Regions from separate parts of the Mus musculus genome. Here region 1 is linked to region 2. The links are chromatin loops, found by intact Hi-C in ENCODE. Cell type or tissue: left cerebral cortex. All regions are shown on one strand. Links, peaks and the distances in the headings refer to the core of each region. The heading gives the core; the rest is flanking DNA. Region 1 holds the start of Fbxw7 (F-box and WD-40 domain protein 7). Region 2 holds the start of Gm40079 (a long non-coding RNA gene).

The links. Hi-C counts contacts between places; a loop is a spot of excess contacts. Peaks named below come from ENCODE experiments on the same cell type or tissue, not always from the same donor. Only the 100,000 strongest peaks of a DNase experiment are listed, where the experiment ranks them.
Region 1: a loop joins it to region 2, with 2.0 times the contacts of the local background. A loop is called at or near these places in 2 of 42 quality-filtered maps.

What each region holds. Positions count from the first base shown.
Region 1 is chr3:84,810,935-84,823,179 of GRCm38, forward strand. Fbxw7 (F-box and WD-40 domain protein 7) reads left to right here and starts at 4,643. Exons shown (of 14, transcript NM_001177773.1): 1 at 4,643-4,835. It overlaps Gm35486 (predicted gene, 35486), which reads right to left and starts at 3,499. Exons shown (of 1, transcript NR_165832.1): 1 at 1-3,499. In left cerebral cortex, for the core only: CTCF peaks have their summits at 3,556 and 7,499; DNase peaks (open chromatin) are centred at 3,571 and 4,834; H3K4me3 peaks cover 2,750 bases; H3K27ac peaks cover 1,684 bases.
Region 2 is chr3:84,738,497-84,750,741 of GRCm38, forward strand. It overlaps Gm40079 (a long non-coding RNA gene), which reads left to right and starts at 6,498. Exons shown (of 3, transcript XR_867395.2): 1 at 6,498-6,729; 2 at 6,834-6,901. In left cerebral cortex, for the core only: a CTCF peak has its summit at 7,105 (motif pointing right); a DNase peak (open chromatin) is centred at 7,367; H3K4me3 peaks cover 487 bases.

The DNA of each region.
Region 1 (12,245 bases), core at 2,601-10,600, 73 kb after region 2:
TTTTAATTGGACCTTCTGAAGTGGGAAGACCCACTTTTATTCTGGGCCACACCTCCTACTGGCAGCCTATAGAAAGCAAGTGGAAGAAGGAAGCTTGCTCTTTGCATGCTAGCTCTTGCTCTCAAGGGTAAATCCATTCCTTCATAGGCATTAGAGTCTCCTTAATTGGCATTCTAACACATACTGAAAACCAGCAGAGGCAGTCAGCCTTTAGTACTGAACAACTACTAGATTCTTGGACCTCTCTTTGGTTGTTGACTAGCTGTTCTAATAAAGCCCCCTTCTTTAAGTTCTGTTCCTCTAGAAAGAAGGCCCTCAACAGAGTCAATAACAGGGGGAACCTAAGTTAACACTGAAGTGAGTTCTGCTCAACACTCAGCAGGATTTGAAGACTGAGTTCTTGCCAAGCGTTGTGAGGTGTGGAGCAATGGCATGCATGTAGCAAATGTGACCTAGAATGTTAGACGACACGCAGCATGATTTATTCAAGCTTATGACATACAATCCCAAGTACACAGTATACAGAAATTTATGTAGATGAGATGGATTAAAGTCTTAGGAAAATTTCAACAGTATTTCTAACAGCCTAGAACTGAACCCAGACTCCTATCAGCAACACGGCTAAACAAACTGTTATATATTGTTACAATGGAACACTGAATATTCATAAATTAAAGGGAACAAATTACAGCTATACGAACCCGAACAACATATGGATTACAGTCAGGTTGAGCAAATATGGTAAGCATAACAGATTACACATTATCATTCCCTCTATAGAACATTCACAAGAAAGGGAAAAACTAAACAATGTACTGCTTAGGGAGGAACACCTGTGACAGAACAATGACGGACGCAAGGAAACGAGTACCACAAATGCCAGGGAATGTCCACTCTCCCAGAAGGGAGACTTGTTTAGGAAGGCCATTACAGGGCTTTGGAGGATTAGCAAACTCCATTTATTGGCCTGTTTGACTGCTTACATGGTAGTTTCTTTGATAATTACACCACACAATTGTCTTACATGTTTAAAGTATATTTCACAATAATGCTTAAAATGAACTGATATGCTATAGTGTGTTTTTAGAAATTTTGCCTGTTAATCTGTTATATAGTTTGACAGTAGAAACCAGTGATGTGGGATAATAAAACATTGAGTAGTTTCTCAAACAAGCTCCCTTTCTTTTTCCTTTTTTTTTTTTTTTTGACACAGGGTTTCTCTGTGTAGCTCTGGTTGTCCTGGAACTCACTCTGTAGACCAGGCTGGCCTCGAACTCAGAAATCCGCCTGCCTCTGCCTTCCGAGTGCTGGGATTAAAGGCATGCACCAACACTGTCCGTCAAGCTCCCTTTCAAGGGAAAAGTTATAAACCTTACACAGAGATCCCTTTGTCCCACTTTAACACAGTATACAGATCTTGGTGATAAACTGGTGAGTCAGGAGAAGAACTGGGTTACCTGAAATAAGTTTTTCTGACTTACTTTTCAGAAATATGATTAAACGGATATATCTCTCCTCTAGATTCACAGACAACACAAGGATCTGAAAGGATATAGAACAAACTGGAGAGGTAGGAATTTTGTCCTCTCCAGCAGCCAGTTGTAGAACAGCTGCTTGCTCCTGTTACCAGGCAGGACAGGGACGTGAATGACCTTACTCAGTAAGTTTAATTCCTGAGCAGGCTGCTCAGGGCTCTTGTGAGTGCCACTCTGACCCTCAGCGATGATCTGACACTCTGCATGGTGCACTCCTCCGAAAGCATCCTTGGCTGCACAGCTCTGACTCTGAGGTGCTCAGCTTCCCAAACCCCTATACACCTGTATTTTATTTCTTTACTTCCTACTGTAAGGAAGAGAGTTCAACAAAAGGATTAGGTTGGAGCCATGCTGGCCTACTGTTTATTAATTGATCTGATTCCCTGTGAATCTTATTGAATACAGCCTGTGAATGGATCTTGTCTGTAGACAGTCAAACCCAGGGTACTTAGGGCAAGTTATATGACTCCTGGGATTTCAGAAGGACCTGGTGCAACTTGTCTCTCCTTGCTTTTGTGGCATCCTCCTCTTCCCTTCACTCACTCTTGTTTTTGTAGCCTTTGAACAAAAATGAACCCTTGATTTATCAACATAGGCATTTTCTTGATCTACTTTGCACGAAGTGGTAGCAGCCGTGGCATAAACCTGGGCTTGCTTCTTAAATGCGGACAGAGCATGTTTGGTCCAATCTCCCAAGAAGGGTGGAGAGACCCGAAGCACTTATGATAGCCATCGCTGTAGCTTCCAGAGGGACGGGGTCCAGCCACACAACTGTTTCCCTTCATCTTTGCTGCTGCTTTAATCTCACTGTCACACCACTAAGGAGGGCAAGTAAGTTCGTAACAGATTTCTGAGCGCTGTAGTTCTTTTATCTCGAAAATTCTTTTATTAGAGAACCACAGCTTACATTTCATGAGTTTTTCCTTAAACATTTCCTAGCCCAGAATCTGTAGGACAAACGGCCCAATAGATTTATTAATAACATACTCCCCACAACACACACACACACACACACACACACACACACACACACACACGAGAGAGAGAGAGAGAGAGAGAGAGAGAGAGAGAGAGAGCGCGCGAGAGCGCTTTGAAGAAAGACCTGAGAGGCGCCAAACTCTTTTGAAGATGGTTAAGGGGCACTCTGTTGACAAAATCTAAAAAGCTCCAAAAAATCCAAACAAGCAAGAATTACTTTTAAAAGGGGGCTCGACTACATTCGCCCCTTGAAAACATAGAAATCCCCTAAATAATATCCTAGATGTTGATTCTCTTTCAGCCCTGTTCCCCAGTCCTGCCAATTCGCCTCCTTTCCCACAAAACTCTGAAGTTGCGACTCTGAAGAAACGGCATCCTTTTTCTTTCGTGGCAGGGGGCGGGTGGGGGTGAGGAGGGAGATGTAGTACAACTTGTTTCTACGCTTCAACTTACAAAACGCGTGCGCTTCCACTATCACCTCTGAGTCCCGCTATTGCTGTGCTAGAGGCATTAATTCATTCATTCACTCATCAAACCTTCGTAGTGCACTACTACACACAATGCGGCGCAAGGTTTCACCCCACGCCAAGGGAAGGGTGGGACGTTCGCTCCCGGGAGCAGGTGCAGCCACTGGCTGTAGGTTAACTTTTCCAGCCGTCTCTCGGTTCCAGGATCTGCTCCGGGCCAAAAGCCTCACCTTCGGGTGTTGCGCGCCCTAGCCCGATCCCGGGCCTCCTCATTCCCAGAGGAGCAGTCCGCACCTGCCCCGGAGGGAACGGCGACAGAGCTCCCTCTCCGCGCCGCCCTAGGGTCAGGGGTAAGATCAGGCGGTAGCTTAGGCTCGCCTGGGCTCCTCCCCTTCCTCTCTTCAGTTCTGACGCGGCCGTAGAGGCGGCGGCGGCAGCGGCGGCGGTAGCAGCAGCAGCAGCAGCAGCAGCAGCAGTCCCGCGGCCCGAGGCGCACCCACCCGCTCGCAGATCGCGACTTCCTCTTCCCTTGGTGCGTCATCAGAACGCGCCGCAGCCTCCCAGGGCGGGGTGGCTGGAGATGGGGAGAAGAGGCCCGGAGAGGAAGGCGCAGAGAGGAAGGGGAAGGGAGGGGGAGGAGAGCGGTTGCTAGGCGACTTACGTCATCGCTGGGCGCCACTCTCCTCCCGCCCCTCTGTGGAGTGAGGCGAGAGCCCCGCACAGAGCGAGAGAGAGACAGAAGCTGAGCTTCGGGCGCTGCCGCCGCCGCCGGGGAGAGCGTGAGAGCGAGTGAGTGAGCGAGCATCCGAGAGACCCGGCATCCGTGCACTGGCCGCCGCCAAGACCTTTGCCGCAGCCCGGGCCATCGGGAGCCGCGGCCGCCGTCGGCTCCCCCCCTTACATTCCCGGCCGGCAGCGGCTGCTGCACACGCCGAAGCCGGAGCCCCAGCCGGAGCCGGAGCCGGAGCCCGAGCCCGAGCCCGAGCCGGAGCCCGCGGCCGGGGGGCAGGGAGGCGGCTGCCGCGGGTCGGGACTCGTAGCTGCTCAGCCGGGAGAGGACGCCCGCGAGGGGCTGGGCTTTCTGCCTCGTCCCGGACTGTGGGACGAAGGACCCCCCGAGGTGTAGGGAGGGGGTCCCGGCCGCCGCGACACATGCGGGAGCCGGGAGCGGGGGCGGCGCCGATCCGAGCCCGCCGGGTCCCCAGCCTTGCCGCTGTCCACACCAGCCGCCCGGGGCCGTAGCATCCCATAGCGGAGTGTATGAACCCCGGCCCCCAGCCCAGGAGCCACCTCCGGGCCGGGGGGGCGGGGACCCCGATGTGAAACGGCCGCGGCGGCGTGGTGAGCGGCCCCGGCGCCGCTGTCCTCTCCTTCCCCTCCCCTCCCCTCCACCCCCTCTGGGGGGGCTTCTCTTTGGGCCTGCCGCCGCACCCCGGCTCCTCGGCGGGACTCCAGGAGTTCTCGGCGCCCCCTCCCCGCCCCAGCCCCCCAGGGCGGTGGGGCCGGGGGGGAACCTGGGGGGCCGGCTGCAGCCTCCGCCCAGAGGAAACTTTACCCAAACAAAATCTTCGAGCTTTCTGATCGTGACTGTCCCGGGACAAGTGGCCCAGGACGGGCTGAAGCCACCACAGTCTGCAGGGACCCAGGAAGAGAAAAAGCGGTGAGCGAGCGGGGCCGCCACCGCCGCCTCTATCCCAGCAGCGCGGAAGAGACCCGGGTAGCTGCTTGGTGGAGCGACGCTAGCACCGCTTCTTCCTCAGTTCCGCGCCTAGCCAGCCTTCCGCAGCTGCCCGCCTCAGCCCGAAGGAGGAAGGGAGCCAGCCACATTGTCAGCGCCACCGCTCGACTCTGAAGCGTGAGTGGACCCGGGGGAGGGGGACATTATAAGGTGACAAGTGGGAGCGGGTGGGTGCTTTGATGCTGGAGTTCGGCTGTTCCTCGGGAGGGTTGGCAGTGGAAACCTTTCCTTTCTACCAATAGGAGAAAGTGTCAGTTTGCAGGAGTAATGCAAGTACTCGGAGTTTTTTCTTAGAGCAGCTGTGTCTCCAGAGTGGACACTTGCACCTTTTTGGACACTAAACTGAGAAAGCCTATGGCCAGCTCTGTCCCATGCCTTTTCCTGGCAACCTTATTCTGGCAGTGGTTTTTGTTTCAGGGAAACTCCCATGGATTCCCACGTGGGAATCACTTGAATCAACCCTTAATTTTTTTTTTTCCTTTCCTAACTATTGTTTTTGAAGTTGCCTTGGATGGGAAGACCAGATTTCATTTTAGTGCATAGGGGAGTTTGGTGCCCCCAACGCTTTATTTCCCAGGTCTACAGAGTCCGATGTGTAGGGTGCTTGCATGTTTCAGTTGGCTCAGGAAAATCCGAGTTCCTAAGATGCACAACCCACTGAAACTTATTTCAGGGAGAGCACTTAATAAATTACCATTTCGTAAAAGTTGCTGCAGCGCTCTCTCTCTCTCTCTCTCTCTCTCTCTCTCTCTCTCTGTGTTGAGGGAGAGAGGGAGTAATATGTTTTAAGTGGTAGCACATTTTTACTAGGTTTCTACTAGGGACTGGAAGGGCATGCATGCAGCTGTTTTTATTTGGCTCTACTTGTCGACCTTGAGACTTTATACTCTTTTAGGAAAACATTTAGCACTCTGAGTGTTAAATTAGAGGTATAGAAAAGTAATGCTCACATATGTAGGTTAAGCTGACCATCCTAAGGCTTAACGTACTGTAGGATTTCATGTAGCAAGGAACATAGGTAGTAGTTTAAGACTGGAATTCTGGTCTATCCAGACAGCTAAATGTGGGCAGAATAAAGATGCTCTGTAGAAATGACTAGAAACTTGGGAGTATCAATTTATCTACCCATCCATCCATCTTAATTTCTCCATTGAGGGTCATGATTAAATTTGTTTGAAAGTTTTTCACATTTCATGTTTGGGACCTGTTCTCCCCTCCTCTTTTTAAATAATGAACCTCCAAGTTTATCATTCTGCATTATATAGCAATGTATTTCTCTTTGACCAGCCTTCTCAATCTTTCAGGATACAGTTTGTTTGAGGAATGCTAAAACACTGTGAATTTACCTTACCTTGCTTTTATAGATTTTGTTTAATCTCTACTATCATCTGTCCCAACTTTTCTTTTCTTCAAGACTGTTTTTCTATGTTACCTTGGCTGTCCTGGAACTATCTCTGTATATCAGGCTGGCCTAGTGTTCACAGATATGCACCTGCCTCTGCCTCCTGAGTGCTGACTGGGATTAAAAGGTATGTGCCCTGACTGCCAGCCACGTCACAGCTTTTTTGAGTAGCTCCCTCCCCCAACCCTCATTTCTTTGGATAACTTTGCCCTCTTTTTGGATCTCCTAGCCTTTTTTTTTTTTTTTTTTTTTTGTTAGATACTTTGTTCTTCATATGATTTCATGAGACACTTTAAATTTTGCTTAAGTGGGAATTAGTATGAAAATATTGAATGGTAAATTTAACTTTAGATTTAGAATAAAACGTGTTTTTGGATCTGCTAACCTTACTTTGCTACCCTGATAAAGTCATATATTCCAGTTTTGAAAAAGATGATATTTGAGAAACTTAGACTTTAATAGTTTGCTTCTTGGAAAGGAGGAGAGTGGTACTTTGAGTTTGTACTGCATCTAATCAGAGGACCTGCTTTGTGTGTAAATTGGTTTTAAATTATGGAAGTACTTTACTGAATGTAGTAATAACAAGACATTTGCTATTTTCAGTCTTTTGAGGGTGACAGAGACAACCAACTACAAATTGCACAAAACTTTAGGAAAGGTTGAACTGGTGGGAAGGCTCTGTGGGTAAAGCTGCTTGTTGCAAGTCTAAGGACGTGGAGTCTGTCTAATGCCCAGAACCACAGGTGGACAGAGAAACTAACCATACAGAGTTGTTCTCTGACCTGTGTCGTATGTGTGGACATGTGGTGGTAGTACAGTTGTAGTAGTAGTAGCAGTAGTAGTAGCAGTAGTAGTAGCAGTAGTAGTAGTAGTAGTAGTAGTAGTAGTAGTAGTAGTGTAGTAGCAGTAAAAAGAAATACATTTCTTAAAAATGTAGGAAAGGGGACATATATTACCATTATTACTCATAAGATCACTCTGTGTCAGGGAATGCAGTTGCACATTTTTATTAGGGAAATACTGATTTTGGATGACCCAGGAATAATTGGAGTGTCTGAGCCAAATCTTGGAAAGGCTCTTTCAGGAAGAAAAGAACATACACAAACAAAATGTTAAGGGCTTAGCGTCAGAATAAGTAAAAGATGAGATCTAATTAGGAAGTTAGCTTGGTAGGAATGCCTACTGAGGGAGGGAAGTTCCTGACTAGAGTTAAGGTCAGTTTGTGCTTGTATAAGAGAATTTGAAAACAGTGTTCCAAAGAAGGTAGTTTCAGGATATTGGGAGAAATTATATTTTAGGACAGACATTATACTGGCTTTAGGATTTTGTTTCATTAGGAGACTAACATTTTTATATTATGGTCATCTAGGGGGCAGCACAGAAGGAGACACGAAAAAGGAAATGTTTTGAATGTTTTTTAGCATGATGCTAGTTTCTTATGAGTAAATCAGAAACAGGGTAGCAGGCTTTGCTTTGGATGTTGAATTTGGGGTTAAGAGCTAGGTATCTGTACAGTTCATGTGTTAGCTCATTGTTTTTCTTTTCCTCCCTCTCTCTTTAAAACTTTTTCCACTTTCTTTCTCTTCTTTTGTCTCTGTCTCTTGTGCCAGGCTGACCTTGAACTTGTTGTGTACCTTTTAACTTGTAACCACCCTGCTTGGACTTCCTGAATGCTAAATGTACTAGTGTGTGCTGCCATTTCTTGTTTTGTAGTGCTGGGGATGGAACCTAGGCCTTTGTGCATGCTAGGCGGGTACTTTACCAACTGAGCTACATCCTTAGGACCTACCCCGTGCAGCTTTCAAGACTGCAAAATAGTTTGAGTAATATGCTGACAGTGTAGGTAGATGGGAGTCATTTTTAAGCCTTTATATTTCTGAGATTACTGATACGAAATTAAGAGCTGAAAAATGAATTTAAAATTTTGGGACCTGAAGCAGATTTGTGTTGGTATAAGCACAGCTATCAAAAGGAGAGACAGTCCCCAGAAGATCAGCTTCGCAGGTGAGTGGGAATGACAGTTGGAAAGAGGAGCAGTCTGTAACATAATGACCATTCAGTCCCAGGACATGGGATTCTGTTTTAGAAGTAGTTAAAGGTTTTCAATAGCACATTTAGATCCTGAGATAGATAAGTTCAGAAAACATAGGACCTTGTTAGGGAACTTATAAATAAAATGGAAGGCCATTACAGTTTCCCTGCATTTTATAATTTTTTTCCCCGAGACAGGGTTTCTCTGTGTAGCCCTGGCTGTCCTGGAACTCACTCTGTAGACCAGACTGGCCTCGAACTCAGAAATACGCCTGCCTCTGCCTCCTGAGTGCTGGGATTAAAGGTGTGCGCCACCACTGCCTGGCTCATTATTATAATCTTAAGCTTGGTCTTAATACTAATGAAGTGGGGCTAAACATTGATGAAAGGGAAGGCTGTTTCTCTTACTTCAGAAATGTGCATCTTTGTGTCCCTACAATGTGTGTTTAGGGGGGACATCCCTGTGTTGGTACAGAAGTATTAGGGATACTTTTTTGTATAAACTTAAAAAGAGCCTACAATTTAGGAATATTTAAACAACACAAACAAACAAACAAACCCAAGCTAGATAATGATGGCACATGCCTTTTAATCTGACCCAGGTAGCTCTGAGTTCAAGGCCAGCCTAGTCTACAGAGTGAGTTACAGGACAGCCAAAGCAACACAGCTAAACCTGGTCTTGAAAAAAACAAACAAAACAACAACAACAAAACGAACAAAAAAGACTATTCAGGCATCTTTATGGTTAGCTTTTGGTATTGGCTTTGATAAGGATAAAAGATTGTGAATAAAAACACGTAATCATTATGATCCTTTGTTTGAATTCATTGTTTTTCTTTGGCTTCTTAAGAGAGCATCCAGTTGGCAGTAATCTCTTGGAATAGATATTTTTAAACAAGGATGTGGGTCTACAATTATTTTAGGGTGAGTAGATAGGGATTGGAATATCTGCAATATAGGGGTCTTTTGCTACTTGGCCCATTTCTTCCATGGGTGAAGACATGCTTAAGTGTATTTAAAAGACAGCCTTTTAGGATTAACGTGATTTACTAATATGGCGGGATTCTGATGGAGAATGGTAACATCAATATTCTTTGCCTTGATAGTTATGCTATTTATATGAGAGGCTGGAAGTTTTGTATCTTTGTGTGTCTTAGTACCAGAGGACTCCAGAGTCTGTGTGAGTTATCAGCAGTTCATTTAGATATACTTTGAAAATGATTCTTTGAAAAGTCTTGTGGGACGACGTAAAGAATGGGTTGGCAACCTTTCTGTGTGGGTCAGCATACTGTGTCACAACTTTCAGCTGTTTCTGCCATGTGAAAACAGCTGTAGATAATATGGAAGTGTGTTATAACTGTTCCAGTCAGATCTCATGCATAAAAACAAGAAGTAGATGGGATTTGGCCTGTAGGCGGAGGTTTATAGCTCCCTGGCAGAGGACAGCTAAATCTACCAGCATCTACTAGTGTAAGCTAGTTATACTAGAAAGCCAGATTGGCCATTTCAGGTGGATTTTGTTTTCTAGATGAGATGTGCTTCTCTGGACTGCCATTGTAATGATGATTTGCCTTTATAGTAATGAGAATTATGGATCAAGAAGCAGAGACTTGATGTTCTGTAAATAGATCTGAAAAATAGAGACCTTCATCTTACCAGAAGGTGCCATAATTGATGTCTTAGTTACTTTTCTATTTCTGTCACAAATATGTGACCAAGGCAACTTACTGAAAAAAAAAAGCACTTAATTTTGCTTACAGTTTCAGAGGGTGAGCCCTTGGTCATCATTGTGGGTGAGCAGGCATAACACTGGAGAAGTAGCTGAGAGCTCACATCTGACCCACAAGCAGGAGAGACTGGGTCTGGTGTGGGCTTTTGAAACTGAAAGCTTACCCCAGTGACACACCTCCTTGCCTTTTCAAAGCAGTTCACCAACTGGAGACCATTCAAATATGTGAGCCAGTGGGGGCCATTCTCATTCAAACCATCACATTGGTATGTAGGGATACACTTGTTTTGTATTATGGCTAAAAGAATCTGTTAAGGAAGAAGTTAACTTTCTACCCCACTGCTACAGGGATAGGAGCCCCGAGAAGCTCGAGGCCTGCTAATCAAGCATTCTCCCACTGAGCTGCATCTCTCTATGGTATAAGCTTACTTTTGAAAGGTTCTCAAAACAAAGTATAAAGCATTTGCTTTTAATGTGAAAGTAAAAAGGCATTTAAGTTGTTTTGAATCAGACAAAGATGTTAAGTCAGACTCAAGGAAAGTTAAGGTTTAATGCTTCTACCTCTTAAAATCATAATCTCATACTAAATCAGTGTGAAGAATTCAGTACAGAATTTTCATTTTGTTGTTAAATCTTAAATTACCTAAACCACTTGAATGTATACTTTAAACAACATTGCTATCTTTAAGACTAATATAGACAAATAAATGTACTACCTAGAAAGAACTAGCTATTCACTTAGTGAAATGTTTAATGTTGGCTTAATGTTAAAACTTTCGTTTCATATGTCAACAGAAACCTGTATTAGATGCTAGTATATTTACCCTGGTTTTACAAACTTTGTTTCATGGTACTGCAATTTTTTTTTTTTTTTTTTGTATAATACAGTGCAATAGTGATCCCTTTTTAGTTAGTTTCAGAACTGTATTAACTATAGTGATCCCTCTGTATAGGACCCCTGCAGATACCAAAATCTGAGGATGTTTAAGTCTCTTATGTAAAATAAAGAAATATTTAAAGGAATTAGTGAGACAGCTTGACATCATGTCTGAGAACCTGAGTTTCATCCCTCAGACATCCCTACCATGGACATGATGGAAGGAGATAACTTACTCTTGAAAGTTGTCCTCTGGCCTTCATATATGCAGTGTATAGTGTGCCAACCCTGCCATAAATAATGTAATAAAAGTATTTACATATAACATGCTTATATATATAAACATATATATGTATATACACACATGTATATCTACATACCTCTTTCTGTGTACTTTAAAATTCACCTCTAAATTACTTGTAATAAATATAATAAAGTGTTTAATAATTGTTATAATACAATAAAGTAGCACATTAGCAGTTGTTATGCTGTGTTGTGGAGGGATAACAACAACAACAACAACAAAAATCTATTAGGTTATACTTTTTTTTCTGGATATTTTTCAATTTGGTTGGTTGAGTCTGTAGACATAGAACTCACATGGAACTGTTTATTCTGTGTATATAGTAGATACTTTAGTTTCTGTTTTGCTCTTTGAATAAAAGATGATATAATCTGACAATACTTTTCTTTTTGGGGGTGGGGTGTAGGCTCTTTAGTTTGTATGCATATGCAATTCTGTGAGACAGTCTTTCCTGCCCAGGCTGCTTTTCAGTGTGAGATACTGCTGCCTCATCTTCTGGAGTGTTGAGATTATAGGGATCTATAACTATGCCTGGTTTTATTTTGGTCTTTTAAAAATCTTACTTTAAACATTTTGCTTTTAAAAATAATTTTATCAAAAGATGGGTGATGAAGTTAAATGACACTGGCACTCTCATGTCTGCAGGGATTTCAAGTAGAAATATTTTACTTTGGCAACACTTAGTAGACCAGGAATGGTGAGCTTTTTGGTGTGTGTTCATTACCATTGCAAATAGATGAGTACATTTGTTTTCAAATAGTGAACTCTTGCCATCACATATTTCTATTTTGAGACTCTTCTCATTTAGTATAAAATCATTCTCTGGTAGGCTTGAAAATAGACAATTAGATTTTTTTGCAGTTTTCTGATGTTACCTCACTGATAGTTTCTGTAATACCTTTCATGTATGCAAATGGAGTATGTTTCCTAAGTGCATATGACATTTATACATATTCTAGTAATTACATGTTTACATATAAATATAGTTAAAATTATTCCTAAGACATTTTGAGATTGTGAAATCCTTGAGAAACATTTGCAATTCTCACTGAGCCCTGGGACAGTAGAATGATTAATTTAAAAGAAAAGTTTTATAAAATGTTCCTTTACGTTTTTTAAGTACACTCAATTTCTCTAATAGAGTAAGCTTAAAAAAGAGAAGATGAGAAGCAATATTTGTGTTG
Region 2 (12,245 bases), core at 2,499-10,498:
TGTTGCATCAGCTTCCGTTGAAAAGTGTTGACCCAAGTTCTTAAAACAGACCGAACGCTACACCTTGCCTCTGTGCCCAGGAGTCATGGAGTTGAAGAAGCAGCGGTGCATTTGCTACCAACATTTTCAAAGGGCAGTGATCCTGGTCATCTGAGTTGTTTTGAACTTGCTGGTGCTTGTCATTGTCTGTGGAGGGGAGTGCACAGGCCATGTTCCCAAGTGCATCTGAAGTGGTACTCCCTGTTTCAGACTGAAAGTGTAGTTTACAGCAAAGTCTGGATGACAGTCACAATCCAGATAGACAGCACATTCAGAATGAGGAGTTTACAAAGGCGTGGAGAGACCTGCACGGAGTGGTGCTATGCCTCAAGTTAGCAAGACTAGATAGCAACCACCAGCCTGGTCCTAAAGGGTCATAGAAAAGAACGGCTCATTGGAACCAACTGCGGGCAGATGCACAGGAACGGATATTGGACAGGGTTTGTGACCTTGGGAAAAGCCACAGCTGTTGCATACTAATCTCGAAGTGTCAGTCACAAAAGCTAAAAAGTAGAATAGCATAAGTGCCCAACAACAGCTGAATGGATCAACAAAATGTAGTTTTTCCACACAATGGTATAGTATTTAACCTTACGAAGAAATGCAGTCCTGGTGCATGTCTGTTGGATGATAGAGCTGCCTTCTAGGTATGCCCTCTATATTCAGTTCACTGTGGATACACCCTCCCAGGCACACCCGGAGGTGTGCCTTGTCCATTTGCTAAGCATCGCTAATAAGCCAAGCTAAAAGCCAATATTAACTATCACAAAGGAGGAGGGACAGCAGAGGAGGGATGAAAATCTGGAGGAGGGAGAAGATGCTGTGGTTCTTTTCATCTCATGGTCTGCTCTCTAGAGCTTCCTACCTTCATATCAAAAAGAACTGCTTCGAGAATGCTGCTGACAGATGGCATACAACCAACAAGCACAGCAGTGTGTTTTCTGATTAACCTACAACACCATTTTTTAGTGCCACAATGTGTGTGTACATATATCTATTCAACTGTCTATCTATCTATCTATCTATCTATCTATCTATCTATCTATCTATCTATCTATCTATCTATCTATCTCTGTATCTACACACACTCATGAACATGCCATTTCAGGCACACTTACATATACTTAAAAAATCCACAAACACAAAAGAAAAATATCAGTTAAACCACAAAAGAAGGCAGCTGAATGTGCAATATCTGTAATATAAAATCAGGCGAGGAACCAGCTGTGTGGTACATCAGCTGTATAAGAAGGTACAGATCTGCCAGGCAGTGGTGACACCTTTAATCCTAGCGCTTGGGGGCAGAGGCAAGTGGATTTTTGAGTTCCAGGCCAGCCTGGTCTACAGGGTGAGTTCCAGGACAGCCAGGGCTACACAGAAAAACTCTGTCTCGAAAAACCAAAAGGAAAAAAAATGAAGGTACAGATCTCACTAGAAAGTCAAAGTGATTATCTTTGAATAACTGAAATAAATATTTTTCCAGATTTTCTTAATTCTTTCAGAATGTTTTTGTTGTTGAACATGACTCCCTCTGATAATCAAGAAAAATAAATAAATCTTGTAAAAACCTTGTGACCCACCTCAAATGATAAATATTCCCACTAAAGAGCCCTATAGCATCTGCCCTGCTATCCTGTATAAAAGGCATTGATTTACCTGCTGGCTGCCTCCTAATTTGAAGGGAAGCAGACTGGGGAAGGGCAGCCACCTCCCCCTGTAATAGACAGCGTGTGCGGCTGAGGGTGCAGCTTTCAGTGATGGAATATTGCTAAACGACGAAATTCTATCTCCCACAAGAAATGATTTCTGCTGGCTGTGCAAACGTCAGGCTGGAGCCTGCCCTTGGAGAGGCAGCCGCATTGCTAAGTATCTGTAAAATCAGCAGAGACAGCGCGGGACTGGTCACAGTGGCTGATTTTACAAGCTACTCACGACGGGCATCTGCACACAGTAAACTGTAGCTCCAAGCATATTTAACCTGTTGTGATTCTTCCTTATTTCCAGCTTTGCCATATTGAGAGGGTGTCAGTTCACCCAAAGGGAAATGCTCTTTGTGTATGTAAAATGGCTTAAGAAGCATGTGAAAATACAATATCAACCTGACCTAAGTGTAATGTGACCTATCTCTTTTGTCTTGTGTGTGTGTGTTTTAACCATTTGTCACCCTGGTACTTCACACTCTGAGATAGTGATCTGTCTCATTACCATGCCAGGTATGTGTGGGAATGTTTTCAGGAAGAACTGAGCTCTGGCGGGACACAAGCTTTGGAAGACAAACACCCCCATTAATTTTCAGTCCAGTTCCCCTCAAAATGTCAAGGGTCCACCTCCACACGTTGGTTATATGCCTGCTGGATCTGCCCAGATCTGGCTCTCTAGTCTAAAGAGATCCTATCACTGACAGTGGTCAGGCTGGCATTAACTGGTACAGAGACCCTTGTCCCCTGCCAGCTTGATGTCAAGGCGTTCAATAAGGGCATAAGAGAAGTGAATTTACTCCACATGGACTGTATGTTCTTCAAACAGCACTTGGTGGGCTTCCCAAGCTCCAATCCATCTCATTTATCCCAAGAATCATTGTTGCCCATTTTGCCCTTCAAACTGGCTTCTGGAATTGAGATGTTTTAACCAAAGAAAAGAATGTTTGCATCAATCAAGTCAGTAGATTACAACATATTGCGAAAATGTTTCAACTACCTTTTTGGTTAATGCACAACAGGTTAAACCAACAAGAATAACTGTTCTTTGACAGGATAAATACAACAGAAAACCCATGGATCTTTTTCAAATAACTCTTGGGTCATGCAACATGTTTTTTTTGGGGGGGGGGAGTTACTATTCATGAGCACACTGCACAGTGACTGTATTAAAAAAAAAATCCCTGGAGGGAAAAAGACCACTCTACTAGGGTTTATTGTAAGTAGAATACTTTTAAAGTGGTGGCATTTCTAATTTTTTCATACTTGGTTGCTGCTTTCATTTGGATTCCCACCTTCCCCCCCCCCCAACAGTGGGGGAAAAACAGTGCAGGGCTGTGTGCTCACTAGGTGGGTGATCTCTGTATGGCTGAATTCCAACTCTGTTGCTTCCATCTAGACTATTCCTTAAAGGCCTGGGCATTAGAGGTTTGCCTGCCAGCCCATGATGCTTTGGGCAGGAGACAGAACCTTTAGAGGGAGGATGTAGTCTCTTAAGTCACTCTAAATCTTTTGACATTTCAATGCATGGTCGCACGGTACTGACAAAGTCTCCGGGTTCATATAGGAAAAGGGTGCAAGTGAGTTACAAACAATTGTTAAAAACTCTCCTGCTTTAAGTCAGGTTGTTATTTTGTGTTGGGTGGACATTCATAGCTATTGTTTCGTTTTGGAGATGGGATCTCTCCACATAGCCCTGGCTGTTCTAGAACTTATTGTGTAGACCAGGTTCTGGCCTGGAACTAACAGAGAGTCACGTGCCTCTGCTTCCCCCGTGGTCTTGGGTCTAAAAGCAAGTGCCACCACACCTAGCTGATCATAGCTATCCTTGACTTCATGCATCCTGTGGGTCATAGGTTGGACACGCCTGGCAGTGAAAGACACTTAGGTCACTGGGCCTGTCCTCTTAAAGGAAGTTTGGGGACTCAACCCGTTCTTTCTCCCTATTTGCTTCCTGGCTAGCAGGAGATTTTTGTTCTGTTTTGGTTTTGGTTTTGATGCAGAGTCCCCTGCCTCTCTCTCTCTCTTGAGTGCTGGGATTATGGAATGCACCATCAGGTGCAGTAGCTCTGGCTACCATGAGGTGGAGAAGCCTCCTTAATCAACATTCCAAACCATGACGTACGGAACTATCATAGGCCTAAAATGATAGGAACAAGTAGTTAAGGACCAGAACTATGAGATTTTTTTCTATTAAGCTGATTACCTCAGGTATTTCACCCTGGCAACAGAGCTGAGTAAGCTATTTCCATTAATATAAGACAATGCCCCAGTGTCTGGGTTTGGTGGTTGTATATGGGATGGATCCCTGGGTGGGGCAGTCTCTGGATGATCTTTCCTTCCATCTCAGCTCCGAACTTTGTCTCTGTAACTCCTTTCATTGGTATTTTGTTCCCCATTCTAAGAAGGAGCGAAGTATCCACACTTTGGTCTTCCTTCTTCTTGAGTTTCATGTGTTTTGCAAATTGTATCTTGGGTATTTCGTTTCTGGGCTAATATCCACTTATCAGTGAGTGCATATCATGTGTGTTCTTTTGTGATTGGATTACCTCACTCAGGATGATATCCTCCAAATCCATCCATTTGCCTAAGAACTTCATAAATTCATTCTTTTTAATAGCTGAGTAGTACTCCATTGTCTAAATGTACCACATTTTCTGTATCCATTCCTCTGTTGAGGGGCATCTGGGTTCTTTCCAGCTTCTAGCTATTATAAATAAGGCTGCTATGAACAGTCCTTCTTACCAGTTGGAACATCTTCTGGATATATGCCCAGGAGAGGTATTGCTGGATCCTCCGGTAGTACTATGTCCAATTTTCTGAGGAACCACCAGACTGATTTCCAGAGTGGTTGTACCAGCTTGCAATCTCACCAACAATGGAGGAGTGTTCCTCTTTCTCCACTTCCTCGCCAGCATCTGCTGTCACCTGAATTTTTAGCCATTCTGACTGGTGTGAGGCAGAAAGATTTTGCTGACAGGACCCTGACATAACTCTCTCTTGTGAGGATATGCCAATGTCTGGCAAATACAAAGTGGATGCTCACAGTCATCTATTGGATGGAACACAGGGCCCCTAATGGAGGAGCTAGAGAAAGTATCCAAGGAGCTAAAGGGGTCTGCAACCCTATATGAGGAACAACAATATGAACTAACCAGTACCCCGCCCCCAGACCTTTTGTCTCTAGTTACATATGTAGCAGAGGATGGCCTACTCGGACATCAGTGGGAGGAGAGGCCCTTGGTATTGCAAAGATCATATATATGCCCCAGTACAGGGGAATGCCAGGGCCAGGAAGCCAGAGTGGGTGGGTTGGGGAGCAGGGCGTGGTGGTGGGGGGAGGTATAGGGGGCTTTGGGGATAGCATTTGAAATGTAAATGAAGACAATATCTAATAAAAATGCAAAAAAAAGACAATGCCCCAGATGACGGGTCGTTAAGAATTGGGTGAGACCTGGGCCTGAGAGCTCTTATCATACATGAGAACCTAGAGCCGAACTCCCAAGCTGAGCGAGGGCCAGGAAGATAACCACCTTCACACAAAGCAGAGTGGTCTTCCTTCTGTGCCCGCATTGTTTGTTATATGTGCAGTTCTTTCCCCTACAATGTGGGGTGCTCTCTGTCTATGGTCAGAGCAAGGGAGAATCCAGGTTCTTAATAACTGACCTGCCATTATTTCCAGAGAGAAACTCAATGTGAGTATAAATAACTTGGCCAAGTCTACAAAGGCAAAGGCACATATATCAGAAGATACCCAGAGACACAGAACTGTAATTGTACTTGGGCCTAAATAGAAAGCTCAGAGGAAACTGGACGTTTTAAAAATTATCATTGAGCAAAAACCGTATCCTCCCTACTCGCCTGTTCTACACAGTATCGCACTCTCCAAGTTACCAGAACACCATCAGGCAAGGCCAGAAACACAGGCAAGTCTGCCTAGAATTTTCTCGAGTGCAGCCTGAGTTATGAAAAAGTTGTTAAACTCCGTGTCAGGTGGTAAAGCTTTAGTTAACACAAAGCCAAGTGTTGCAATCAAAAGGCCGTTTCTTCGTGAACTCAGACACGGCAGAGCCGTAATTATAGGGACTGTTACTCTGGGATCACTTCGGCGGGTCTGGTTGGAGCCCTCTGAAAAAGTCTTGATAGAGCCTGCTTCGAGGGATAGTACACACAGATTCATTTTAAAGCCGCAATACTTTCCAAACAATGCCACTTTGTGTGCCCCCTGCACACAAAGTGAGCCAGGCAGAAGCCAGGGGTTTATGCTCTCACAAAAAGCTAATACCAACTTGAAGGAGCCTTTCAGATACTCTCAGGTGGTTTGGATTTTCGAGACCTTATTGTAGGTTAGAGGAATAGGCGATGGAACAACCCCAGAGGACGAGCTAATAGCTGGACAGAAAATCCTCTTGACGTTGAGACTTGATTTTTCACGTACAGAGACGCTACGGGTCCTTCCCGAGACCTGCCTCGGTTCTCCAGAGGCGTGTGTACAAAGCTGAGCACTGTTGTCCTAGATCCCCTGAGCAGGGGCAGCGCGGCAGGGGCGTGCACCCCATCACCTCATTCACACTTGAGCTCAGTTGCGATGAGCACATTTGTTTGTCCTCATTAAGACAGAGTTGCAGGCGCTAACTGACATGCGGAGGCAGCGGGCTGGGCCAGGGCCAGAGCCAGGGCCAGGGCCAGCGAGCCCAGCAGAAGCGAGCAGAGGCGTGTCTCCAGAGCCTGCCCCTGAACAGAGCTCTGGCCCTGACAAGCTGGAAGCCTGGGGAACCCAGATGTTTCTCTGAGGTCCTGGGTAACTCATCAATAGCAAGAGGCATTTAGGTAGAGGTTTCCCAGCTGTGATTCCAACGCCCACATCGTACCCTAGTTCCCTTCCCCAGTCCCCAAGGACAGGAAGAAGGACCAATAAGGGCAGTGCCTGGTTCCATTTCAACCATGGCTTCTCTGATTGACTCCTTATTACACCAAATGACAGCTTTTAAAGGTGATAAAACCTGTAAGGGGTGGTGGTGGTGGGTGGGGGCTTCCCGTTCTTCACTAAGAATAAAGCAAAGTAAAATTATAGCGCAGAATTTGCTCTCTTCACAGCCGAGCACTGCAAAGCTCACACGAGGGCCACTAGCCTGGGTCTACCACCCCAACTTCTTTGCCTGGAGGTGAGTGACTTTGGGTCTGTTTCTTAACTCAGACTATGCCTCAGTTTCTCCATCTGGAACACGGGAGAAGTAAGGGCAAGGATCTTGAGGGATTGCTTTGAGGACTCAGAAAGGAGATAAGAGTCCCTAAGAAGAGTGCCTGTCTCGCCTCGGAAACAAGGGCTTCTTATTGGCTCAGTGTAACAGCCAGCTTTGAGGCAGCATCGTTAATAAAGCCACGAGAGGGCGGGCAGAAGAGCTTGCTAGTTCTGTGTGAAGGTGCTTGGAGAGCAATCAGATTTGCTGAAAGTGCCTTTTTAAACAGTGCTGCGCACTTCTGATTCACATTTGGGAAGAAAAGCAGAACAGAAGGTGATAAATTCCTTTATGGGAGAGCTTGGCAGAAAAGGCAGATGGAACTCTAAAGTTAATTGGTGGCTGGGACGTGGAACTCCTGGGTGGAGGAGCCAGGGTGAACACACTCCCTCTCTCACTCTGGTTTATGGTGATTGCTTCATTAGGGATGCTGAAAAGCCCTTCTTGGGCAGCCGCTGCTCCTGTCTCTGCCCAGACAAGGGTGATGTCAGCGTATAGTTTATAGAGTTCTGCAATCCTCCAGCGGATTCCGGGAGCTTGTAGAGCTGTCTCCGGGCTGCTTGCCAGCGTTCGGAAAAAGGAATCCCACTAGAATCTTCTGTACCCCAGCTTGCTTGTCTCTGTCGTGGCGTCTGTTGTTGCTGTTCGCAATACAAGCACCAGGTGTGAGATGTCCCCTTAGCGGTTCTTCAACTGGGGCTCATCTTTTGAGCTTTCCTGGCTCGGATCTCCGAGATCCCTGCTTGGTTTCTTCCTCCTCAGATTCCCAGGGGATGTAGAATGAGACAACACAGCAGGGATTTGCTGGCCTTAAGATGCAAAATTTAAGCATAAAAAGTATCCTTTATTATTTTTTTTAAATGCGCCCATGAAGACAGACACAGATTCCTGCCAAGTAAGCTTGAACTCAGGGCTTCTTAATTTGTCATCGGTCCTGGGATGCTCTTTTGAGCCTAGTCATGGATTTTTAAAATTGCATTTCACTTAAAAAAAATTCATTTTTATTCATGTGTGAATGCATGTGTGTGTGTGCCATGTGTTAACAGGTACCCCAGGAGTTCGGAAGATGGTGGTAGGTCCATTGGGACTGGAGTTACATGCAGTTGTGCTCCCCAGTGTGGGTGTAGGGAACTAAGCTCAGGTCCTCTGGAAGAACAGAGGACCTTTCAACAACTGAGCCATCTCACCTCATGCTTCACTCCTGTTCATACATAAAAAGAAAGAAAAATTGAGCTGAGCGTGGTGGCACACACCTGGAGACAGACAGGCAGAGCTCTGTGAGGTCAAGGCCAGCCTGTTCTACATAGAGAGTTTCTGGAGAGCTGGAGCTACATCGAAAAGGAAAAGCTGGGGCTGGAGAGATGGCTCAGCGGCTAAGAGCATTTACTGCTTTACCAAAGGTCCTGAGTTCAATTCCCAGCAACCACATGGTGGCTCACAACCATCTGTAATGGAATATGGTGACCTCTTCTGGTGTGTCTGAAGACAGAAACAGTGTACTCACATATATAAAATAAATACATCCTAAAAAAAAAAAAAAAAAAAAAAAGAAAGAAAAGAAAAAGGGAAAAATAAGGAAATTTGGATCTAGGACATTCCTAAAACTTCTAATTTTTATTTATCTATATACACATTTTAAGAATTTCATATACAAGTACAATGAATTTTTATCATATTTGCCCCTTGTCCTCCAACTTTTCCCATACACCCTAGCCCCCTTTCAAATTCATGTCCTCTTCTATAATTATCTTTCATACATAAACATTAAGTCCAATTGGAGTTGCCTATATGCACATAGGTTGGGGCTAGCCACTGGGAAGTGAGCAATCTTTTTTGGAGGGGCTCATCCTTGAAGAAAACTGACACCCCCTCCCCCAGGAGCCCTCAATTGCCTATAGCTGAGGCCTTGTGAACCCTTCCCCATCCATGCTAGAATGTTGACTGCTATGGCCTTGTGCTGGTCACCATACCTGTTGACAGTTCATGGAAGCAACATTCCTGTCAAATGAGAAGACTGTTTCATAGAAGTCCTCCATGGCTCTGGCCCTTGTAACTTTTCCATCTCCTCTTCCATGGTGTTCCATGAGTCTTGGGATATTGGAGTTGTGTTATAGATATCCTATTTAGGGGAGGAGTTATCCTCTGCATATTAACTAGCTGTGGCTTTCTGTAGTAGCCTTCATCTGCTGCAAAAGGGGATGCTTTGATGAGGGGCAAGAGGTGCACTTACAGGGTATGAGGGTAAACATTGGGAAGATGGTTGGGTGCTATATCCACTTAGCAAGACTATGATAGCAGTAGTAAGTTCTCCTCTAGGACATGTGTGCGGTCTCTCCAGTCACAGATTCGTGTCCATGTTCTTGAGACCCCTCAAAATGATACAGGCTATTGCCATTGCTCTTGGTTGGCTGCCAGGCTTGGGGGTAAGATCTTATTGCCGATGACAACACACTCTTTGCTCACCAGACTTCAAGAAATCAAACTGGTACTGACCTAGAAGCTCTCATAGTGTCAGAAGTGCTGTGCAGCGTTCCAAGGGAGAAAACTTAGCCAGGGTCCTACCCAGCTATAAAATATGTGAAACGGCAATAAAGCAATTAGCAGTTTGATCCCAGTAGTGTAATGGTGGTACTAATATCTTCGGGGTAATCAACAGCTGTCTGTTTGCCCTTAAGACCCACTTTGTAGAAGGGAACTCATGTCTGGGAGTGGAAACCTATTCCTAAAGCTTTTTAGCATGCAGACGCTGTGTCTTCTGAACGGCCTTTTACCCTGAAGCTGCACTATCTCATGGCTGTGACTTAGTTTCAGATCATATGATCCTCCAGGATGTCTGGTGCAATGGGTTGTATAGAAGGGTGGTGTCAAATCACAGGATCCACATGCAGATGGACTGGTAAATGACCCGGGAACTTGCAGAAGTAGTGCACGCCCATGAGTGGCAACTTCTGCATAGCTGTCGGCAGGCTAGCAGACTCTAAGTCACATCCCAGTTGGAGAGAAATTTAAGCATAATACTGGTCATGAAGGTTTGTGGTTATTTGCCTAAAAGAGGATGGATTTAATTCTTAGAAAAGCTGTCCCCCATTCTATGAACAAGAGAAGGTGCATTAGGCCTGCTCCAAGAACTTGATAATTCTCCACACAGGGCATGTGGAGAGACCAGAAGAGTCCATCGGTGAGAGTCAGCCTGGGAGAGGGCAGCTGTCCAGTGTCATGCTTTGTATTCTCCCCAAACGTTTGCTTTTTAAACAGGAGCCATTTATTTGTGCGATGGTGTTGTTATTCCACCTTAAAACACAAACGTCCTCAGAAAGGTCAGGCAGTGTTCTTCCTGCCTGATTGATGATCTTTCCCTCCTACAGTGGATTTTGCCAAAGATTGATTTAAAGGAGCTGACCTCTTCAAAAGACAAATCTCAGACTGTTTCATCAGCATGAAATTTAAATCATGAAGATCATATATTGTATGTTTCCATTTCTGTGAAATGTTGGACAAGCAGATTAATCTGTACAGGTCCAGAGTAGGTTAGGGGTAGGTTGGCTGGAATGGACAGTATTATTAATCGGGGGATAGAACTTCTTTTAGAAAGAAAATACTCTAAAGTTAGATTGCTCAGAGGGCTTCCCAATAAAAACACACAGTAAAAACATTTGCCCGCACCCTTTTAATGGTCAGTTGTGTAGCTCACGAAGCACATCTCACTGAGTGCACTTAAAAATACTTAGGATGTGCTCTGTGCACACTAAACAACACAAGCAGAAATTCATTTCCACTAACCCCAGTTGTGTTTGTTTGCTAGAAGCCTGGTGAGCATAATGTTCTTCAAACAACTTAACACTCAACCAGCAAAAACGATGGGGGTTTTGTGGCAAAAAAGATTTAGCTCCTCCTTTGAGGAAACCACAATCAAGGAGGGGCAGAAAGATACTGGGCTGGGGAGATGACTCAGTAGGAAAAGTGCTTACTGCAGAAGCACGGGGACCCGAGTTTGATCCCCAACAGCCACAGAAATGCCAGTGCTGTGGTAGTGTGCACCTACAATCCCAGTGCACAGAGGACGAGGAAAATCCCTGAGGTTTGCTGGCAAGCTCGACCAGACCAATCAGGCTCAACCTGCTTGAGCAACCCTGTCTCCAAAAAAAAAAAGGTGTAGGGTGGGAAACAATTAAAGAAAACACCTGACATTTGTGAGCACACACACACTTGGCACATAAGAACATGTGAGAGAGAGAGACAGACAGAGAGAGAGAGAGAGAGAGAGAGAGAGAGAGAGAGAGAGAGAGAGAATAGAGAGACAGAGATTAGTGCCTTGGTGGGCAGAGGGAATGTGAGATTCTGAGATGGTTTCTTGGCGAAGTCAGCATGAGCTTTGACTTGGAAAGCATTAGATTTAAGTACAGGGTATTAGGAGAGCAAGCAGAGCCGAGCAGCCTCCGACCCTTGCAAGCTGGCTGTGGCTTTCTTGGAAGGAGGCTTCAGCCCAGGTGAGATTCTCAGTCTTGCCAGGGAGAGCAGTCCTAGGGAGAGAGGCTACCTGAGCTGCTGCCTCAGCCACCGTTCTTCAGGAGAGTACGTAATTTGGAAGAAGTGAAAGAGAAAAATAAAGAAATCGTTAAAGGGTGAGACCTCCATTGTCCTTCTCTACCTCTTCAGCCTCCCCCCTCAGGATCAGACGCTCCTGTATGCCATTAGGATCAGTTCCCACAAGCATGACGTGAAGCCCACAGAGATGGATACAAGGCCCTCTTCCCACTGAGGGAAGTGCTCCGAGAAACACCACTGATGTGGGCTTCTCACAGAGAATGTGGATGGAAACTCACAAAGGCCAGATGGCTGTCATAGGCCAGTGGTTCTCAACCTTCCTAATGCTGTGACCCTTTGATACAGTTCCTCATATTGTGGTGACCCCCAAATCATAAAATTATTTGGTTGCTACTTCATAACTGTGATTTTGCTACTGTTATGAATTGTAGTGAAAATATCCAATACACAGAATATCTGATAGAGGACCTCCAAAATAGTTAAGACCCACAGGTTGAGAACTGATATTCTAAAGTATTTATTTTTAACTGAGAGCTCTAAAGATCTGAGCTGGGGAGGTGGCTCCAGAAGCTAAAGTGCTCTCCACACAAGCATAAGGATCCGAGCTTGATCGTCAGCACCCATGTAAGAAGCCAGGCGTGATGGTGTGTACTTACACAGGTGGGTCCCGTGAGCTTACTGCCTAGCCATCTGTCTTAGTCAGGGTTTCTATTCCTGCACAAAC